Linked DNA regions of Homo sapiens: region 1 is linked to region 2. A link is an interaction called in ENCODE POLR2A ChIA-PET data of the cell type or tissue named here. Cell type or tissue: Panc1. All regions are shown on one strand. Links, peaks and the distances in the headings refer to the core of each region. The heading gives the core; the rest is flanking DNA.

Region 1 (2,915 bases), core at 94-2,593, 190 kb before region 2:
TAAAAAAATTGATCTGATAGGCCAGGATGAGGATTCATCCATAGACCAATCACCTATGGCCTCTGGGCAGTCTGCTAGGAGTATCCCAGCTGCTGGCAGTTCCTAGAAAGGGAGGAATGACTCTGAGCAGGGCGTGCAACCCAAAATGCACCTGCCACATGCACTTTGACTCATTTTCCTAACATTCCTCCTCACGGTACAGATGAATGATGTTGCTTAAGTCCAACACCTACTTTTCTCCAAAGGTAATCCTCAGGCTTCACTCAGTTAATGGAACTAAATGCCTATGATATGTGCAAGAAGCTACATATAAACAAGTATAAAAAGGCAGAAAAAGGTATCCCCATTTCATGCTATAACTTCCAAAAAGAGTTTTGTGATTTACATGTAGTTTCATACTGATTTCTGAGTAAAAAAAGATCTATTTTCCTCATATGACAGACTATGCCAGCACTTTATACCCAGAATCTTTGATTATCATAATAACTCTATGTAGTACGCTGAATAGTATCCCACAGAAAGTCACGTCTACCTGGAATCGCAGCATGTGACTGTGTTTGGAAATAGGGTTATTGCAGATGCGATTAAGGTAAGAATGGAGAGATCATACTGGAGGGGGGTGGGCCTCAACTCCAAGGAAATTGTCACTATAAGAGACAGAAGAACACACAGAGACACAGAGAAGATGAGGCAGATTGGAGTGAAGGGCCTATGAGCTAAGGAAGGTCAAGGACTGCCAGAAACCCCTAGAGACCCAGAGAGGCCTGGAGTGGTTTCTCTCTCAGAGCCTCTGGCAAGGAAGCAACCAAGCTGATTCCTTGATTTTGGATTTCTGGCCTCCTAAACTGTGAGAGAATAAATTTCTATTATTTTAAACTACGCAATTTGTAGTAATTTGCCATGGCAGCCCTGGAAATCTAATACAATCCACAAGGTAGATATCATTAAGTAATTTGCCCAAGTTAGGCAGCTACTATGTCAGTGCCTACTAGTCATCTACCTATTAATAGCCACCCTTTCCTTTTTTCTTACCAACAGAGAAAAGTTTTATTTGGGTTGGCAATATGCTCACCCTAATTACTACATTTTTCAGCCTACTCATAGTCACTGAGAGAGAAGCAGAAGTCACTGGGAAGACTAAATAGAGGAAACTGAGTTTTTTCTCCCACCCCAACACAGACATCATGACTGAGCTCCCATAGTCAGGAAAAAACTTGAGAATGGAAACCATATTCTATTTTTTTTTCATACAAGGTCTCACTGTCATCCAGGCTGGAGTGCAGTGGCATGATCACAGCTCACTGCAGCTTTGACCACCTGGGCTCAGGCAATCCCCCACCTGAGCCTTCCGAGTACCTAGGACTACAGGCTTGCGTCATCACTACTGGCTACTTTTTTTCTTTTTTTTTTTTTTGAGACGGAGTTTCACTCTTGAGCAATGGCGCGATCTCGGCTCACTGCAACCTCCGCCTCCCAGGTTCAAACGGTTATTCTGCCTCAGCCTCCCAAGTAGCTGGGATTACAGGTGCCCGTCACCAAGCCCAGCTAATTTTTCATATTTTCAGTAGAGACAGGTTTTCACCATGTTGGCCAGGCTGGTCTCGAACTCCTGACCTCAGGTGATCCACCTGCCTCAGCCTCCCAAAGTGCTGGGATTACAGGTGTGAGCCAATGTGCCCGGCCTAATTTTCTTTTTAATTTTGTAGAGATGGGGTCTTGCTATGTTGTCCAGGCTGGTCCTGAACTCCCAGGCTCAAGCAATCCTCTAGCCTCAGCCTCCCACTGCTGGGATTACAGGCGTGAGCCACCATGCCTGGCCATTGGAAACCATATACTAAGGGGTGTGGAACAAGCTTGGGTCCCTGATGACTGTGGAGTTGCTCTATCAATGCTGGACCTCTTTATCACAAAAGAATAATAAGAATAAACATTTTCCTTGTTTATATCACCGATATCTGGGTGAAATCTACTCCAAATTGCAACAGTTACTAAAGGCTGGGATTAGAATCTGAACCCAAACACATATGATGTTAAAGTCTCACATTCATTCCATTACCTTGCCAGCTTCCCTGACCATGGAAGCAGGTCTGCAACAAGCCCTGGCTCAGCCACTAACACACACAACAAACAAGTACCGACTACAATATATAGGAGTCATATGCTCTTCTAGGTTCCAGCATACAACAGTAAACAAAGACAAAAATCCCTGGGATTTAATTAATATTCTAATAAGGAATGATATACAATTTTTTAAAAATATGTAAAATGTAGGCTGTGTTAATGATAAATACTATAAAGCTAAATAATGCAGAAAATGTAGATAGGGAATGCTAGGAAGAAGGGTTTCAGGATTTGTTGATTTGTTTTTATTGTTTTTGTTTTGTTTTGTTTTTGAGATGGAGTCTTGCTCTGTTGTCCAGTCTGGAGTGCAGTGGTGCGATCTCGGCTAACCACAACTTCCACCTCCCAGGTTCAAGCAATTCTCCTGCCTCAGCCTCCTGAGTAGCTGGGACTACAGGCGTGAGCCATCATGCCCAGCTAATTTTTGTGTTTGTATCAGAGATGTAGTTTCACTATGTTGGCCAGGCTAGTCTCGAACTCCTGACCTCATGATCCACCCTCCTTGGCCTCCCAAAGTGCTGGGATTATAGGCGTGAGCCACTGCACACGGCCTTGCTAATTTTCTGTATTTTTAGTGGAGACGGGATTTTGCCATGTTGGCCAGGCTGGTCTTGAACTTCTGACCTCAGGTGATCCACACACCTCGGCCTCCCAAAGTACTGGGATTACAGGTGTGAGCCACCACACCCAGCCCCTGAAATTTGAATTGAAGACAATTTTTAACATGTCATGAAATGTTATCCTTTTGATTTTTTTTTTTTGCAGCCATTTAAAAATGTATCTTAACATTCTAG
Region 2 (2,915 bases), core at 145-2,644:
GTCAAGCGAGCTTCCTGCCTCAGCTTCCCCAGTAGCTGATAGTACAGGCACAAGCCACTTGCCTAGCTCCAAAAAGGTTTTAAAAAGAAAATTACTTTAGGCCAGGCACAGTGGCTCACGCCTGTAATCCCAGCAATTTGGGCGGCTGAGGTGGGCAGATCACTTGAGGCCAGGAGTATGAGACTAGCTTGGCCAACATGGTGAAACCTCGTCTCTACTAAAAATACAAAAATTAGCCAGCCATGGTGGCATGCACCTGTAATCCCAGCTACTCAGGAGGCTGAGGCAGGAAAATCGCTTGAACCCAGGAGGCAGAGGTTGCAGTGAGCCAAGATCGTGCCACTGTACTCCAGCCTGGATGACAGAGTGAGACTCTGTCTCAAAAAAAAAAAAGAAAAAAGGAAAAAAAAAAAAAGCCAGGCGCAGTGGTTCACGCCTGTAATCCCAGCACTTTGGGAGGCCAAGGCAGGGGAATCACGAGGTCAGGAGTTCGAGACCAGCCTGAGCAACACAGTGAAACCTTGTCTCTACTAAAAATAAAAAAATTAGCCAGGCATGGTGGCAGGCACCTGTAATCCCAGCTACTCAGGAGGCTGAGGCAGGAGAATCGCTTGAACCCAGGAGGCAGAGGTTGCAGTGAGCCGAGATCGTGCCACTGCACTCCAGCCTGGGCAAGAATGGGACTCTGTCTCAAAAAAAAAAAGAAAGAAAGAAAATTACTCCATTCTCCTGCCTCAGCCTCCCGAGTAGCTGGGACTACAGGGCCCACCACCACGCCTGGCTAAATTTTTTGTAAACCTGGGAGGCAGACCTTGCAGTGAGAGGAGATCGCGCCACTGCACTCCAGCCTGGGCGACAGAGCGAGACTCCGTCTCAAAAAAAAAAAAAAAAAAGAAAATTACTTTAAATAGGATTGCTGCCTATACAGAAAATGACATACGGTTTGGTTACATTTTTCCTTTTGGCCTCTAGCTATTTAATGCATTTATGTATATAAAAGTGTATGTGTGTATGTGTTTTACTGAAATATCTCCAATCCCTTTGACCTTCCCTGGGACATCAGATACTTCTCAGCTCATACCTCAATTTCTGCAGCCAATTCCTGGCTGGTTTCCCAGGCTGCATACAGCCTTTCCTGTTTCTATCAATCTTCTTCAATTCTACAGCCATTTCCCTCAAGTACCATTTTCACCCTTGCTCACCCACTCAAAACTGTATTTGATCACTATAGTGTATCATACACTAAAAACAACCATGATGAAGTTAACAACAAGGACTTACATTTGTGTGACACACTTTTCTCAAGGCTTCCACATATCATCCTGTTTCATTTAATTCCTGTACTTCTCTCTGGATTTCAAAGCCTTCAATCAGCTGTTGCTCTTTTATTTCACAAGATTGTTTCTTGTTAAATATTTCAGGTACATCAAGGCTGGATGTAGTGGCTCATGCCTGAAATCCTAGCACTTTGGGAGGCCAAGGTGGGAGGATCACTTGAGGTCAGGCATTTGAGATCAGCCTGGCCAACATGGTGAAACCCCATCTCTACTAAAATTACAAAAATTAGACGGATGTGGTGGCACACACCTGTAATTCCAGCTGCTCTTGAGGCTGAGACATGAGAATTGCTTGAACCCGCGAGGCAGAGGTTGCAATGAGCTGAGTGAGATAGCACCACCGCCCTCCAGCCTGGGTGACAGAGCGAGACTGTGTCTCACAAAAAAACAAAAAACAAACAAAAAAGGTCAAGCAGATCTATTCTAAAAGTTTTATAACTAGGAGGCTGAGAGTCTTCTTGACTTTCCCAATTCAATCCATCAGCAAGTAACATTGGTTTCAGGTCCAAAAGCACATCTGGATACACCAACTTCCTTCCATATATATGTTTGCTTTAGGCCGTCATAACTAAGTACCACAGGTTCGGTGACTTAAACAATAGAAAGTTATTTTCTCACAGTCCTGGAGGCTAGAAGTCCAAGATCGAGGTTCCAGCAGGATGGATTGGTTTATTCTAAGACTTCTCTCCTTGGCCTGTAGATGACCATCTTCTTCCGGTTTCTTCACATGATCGTTCTTCTGTGCTGTGTTCTAACTTCTTCCTCTTATAAGGACAGCAGTCAGATTTAATTAGGGCCTACACAAATTACCTCATTTTGCCTTTGTTACCTTTTCAAAGGCCCCATCTCCAAGTACAGTCCCATTCAAAGGTACTGGGGATTAGGATTTCGACATATGAATATGGGGGACAGGGGCACACAGTTCAGCTCATGACACTCCATCGTCACCGAAACCATCCTTGCCCAAGCTGCCCTCGTTTGTCATTAGACCATGATGCTAGTTTCCTTACTTCTACATGTCCTCTTGAATCCACTTACCATATAACAGCCACAGTGATCTTTTGATCTTTCAAAAATGCATAGCACTCTCTTGCTTAAAATCTTGTACTGGTTTCCCATTGCACTTAAGTTAAATTTCAAACTCCCCTCATTGGCTTACAAGAGGTGTGTGATCTATCTTTCTATCTTTCCAACTTCAATTCATGGCACTTTCTTTCTTGCCGACTTGTTCCATCCACAATGACTTCTGTCAGGTTCTAGAACATAACAAATTCATTCCATCTTGGAGCCTTTGCATATGCTATAATTGTTTTTGAGAACATTCATACGCTTAAGTCTCAATTTAAATGTTAACCTCCTCAGAAGAATCTTCTCAGACTTACCACTATTATTTCCTAGTAAAATCATAATTCGTAATTACTTTATGTATTTTACTATGTTTTTGGTCACTAGATTGTACGTTTCTTTGAGCCATGATAATGTGTTTTGTTCACCACTGTTTCTCCAAGCTTAGCATTGTGCCTGGCACACAATAAACATTCTTTGAACAATCTACTATTTTGGCAGATCTCTTGCTCT

What was found. ChIA-PET counts read pairs that join two places held together with the same protein. Peaks named below come from ENCODE experiments on the same cell type or tissue, not always from the same donor. Only the 100,000 strongest peaks of a DNase experiment are listed, where the experiment ranks them.
Region 1: POLR2A ChIA-PET joins it to region 2 with 9 read pairs; 3 of 35 experiments call an interaction of 5 or more read pairs at or near these places.

What each region holds. Positions count from the first base shown.
Region 1 is chr11:102,281,448-102,284,362 of GRCh38, reverse strand. No RefSeq gene overlaps it. Among named protein-coding and RNA genes, the nearest start is that of BIRC3, 35 kb to the left of the region's middle. In Panc1, for the core only: no CTCF peak of the experiment used is centred there; no DNase peak of the experiment used is centred there; H3K27ac peaks cover 1,274 bases.
Region 2 is chr11:102,095,566-102,098,480 of GRCh38, reverse strand. No RefSeq gene overlaps it. Among named protein-coding and RNA genes, the nearest start is that of YAP1, 13 kb to the left of the region's middle. In Panc1, for the core only: no CTCF peak of the experiment used is centred there; no DNase peak of the experiment used is centred there.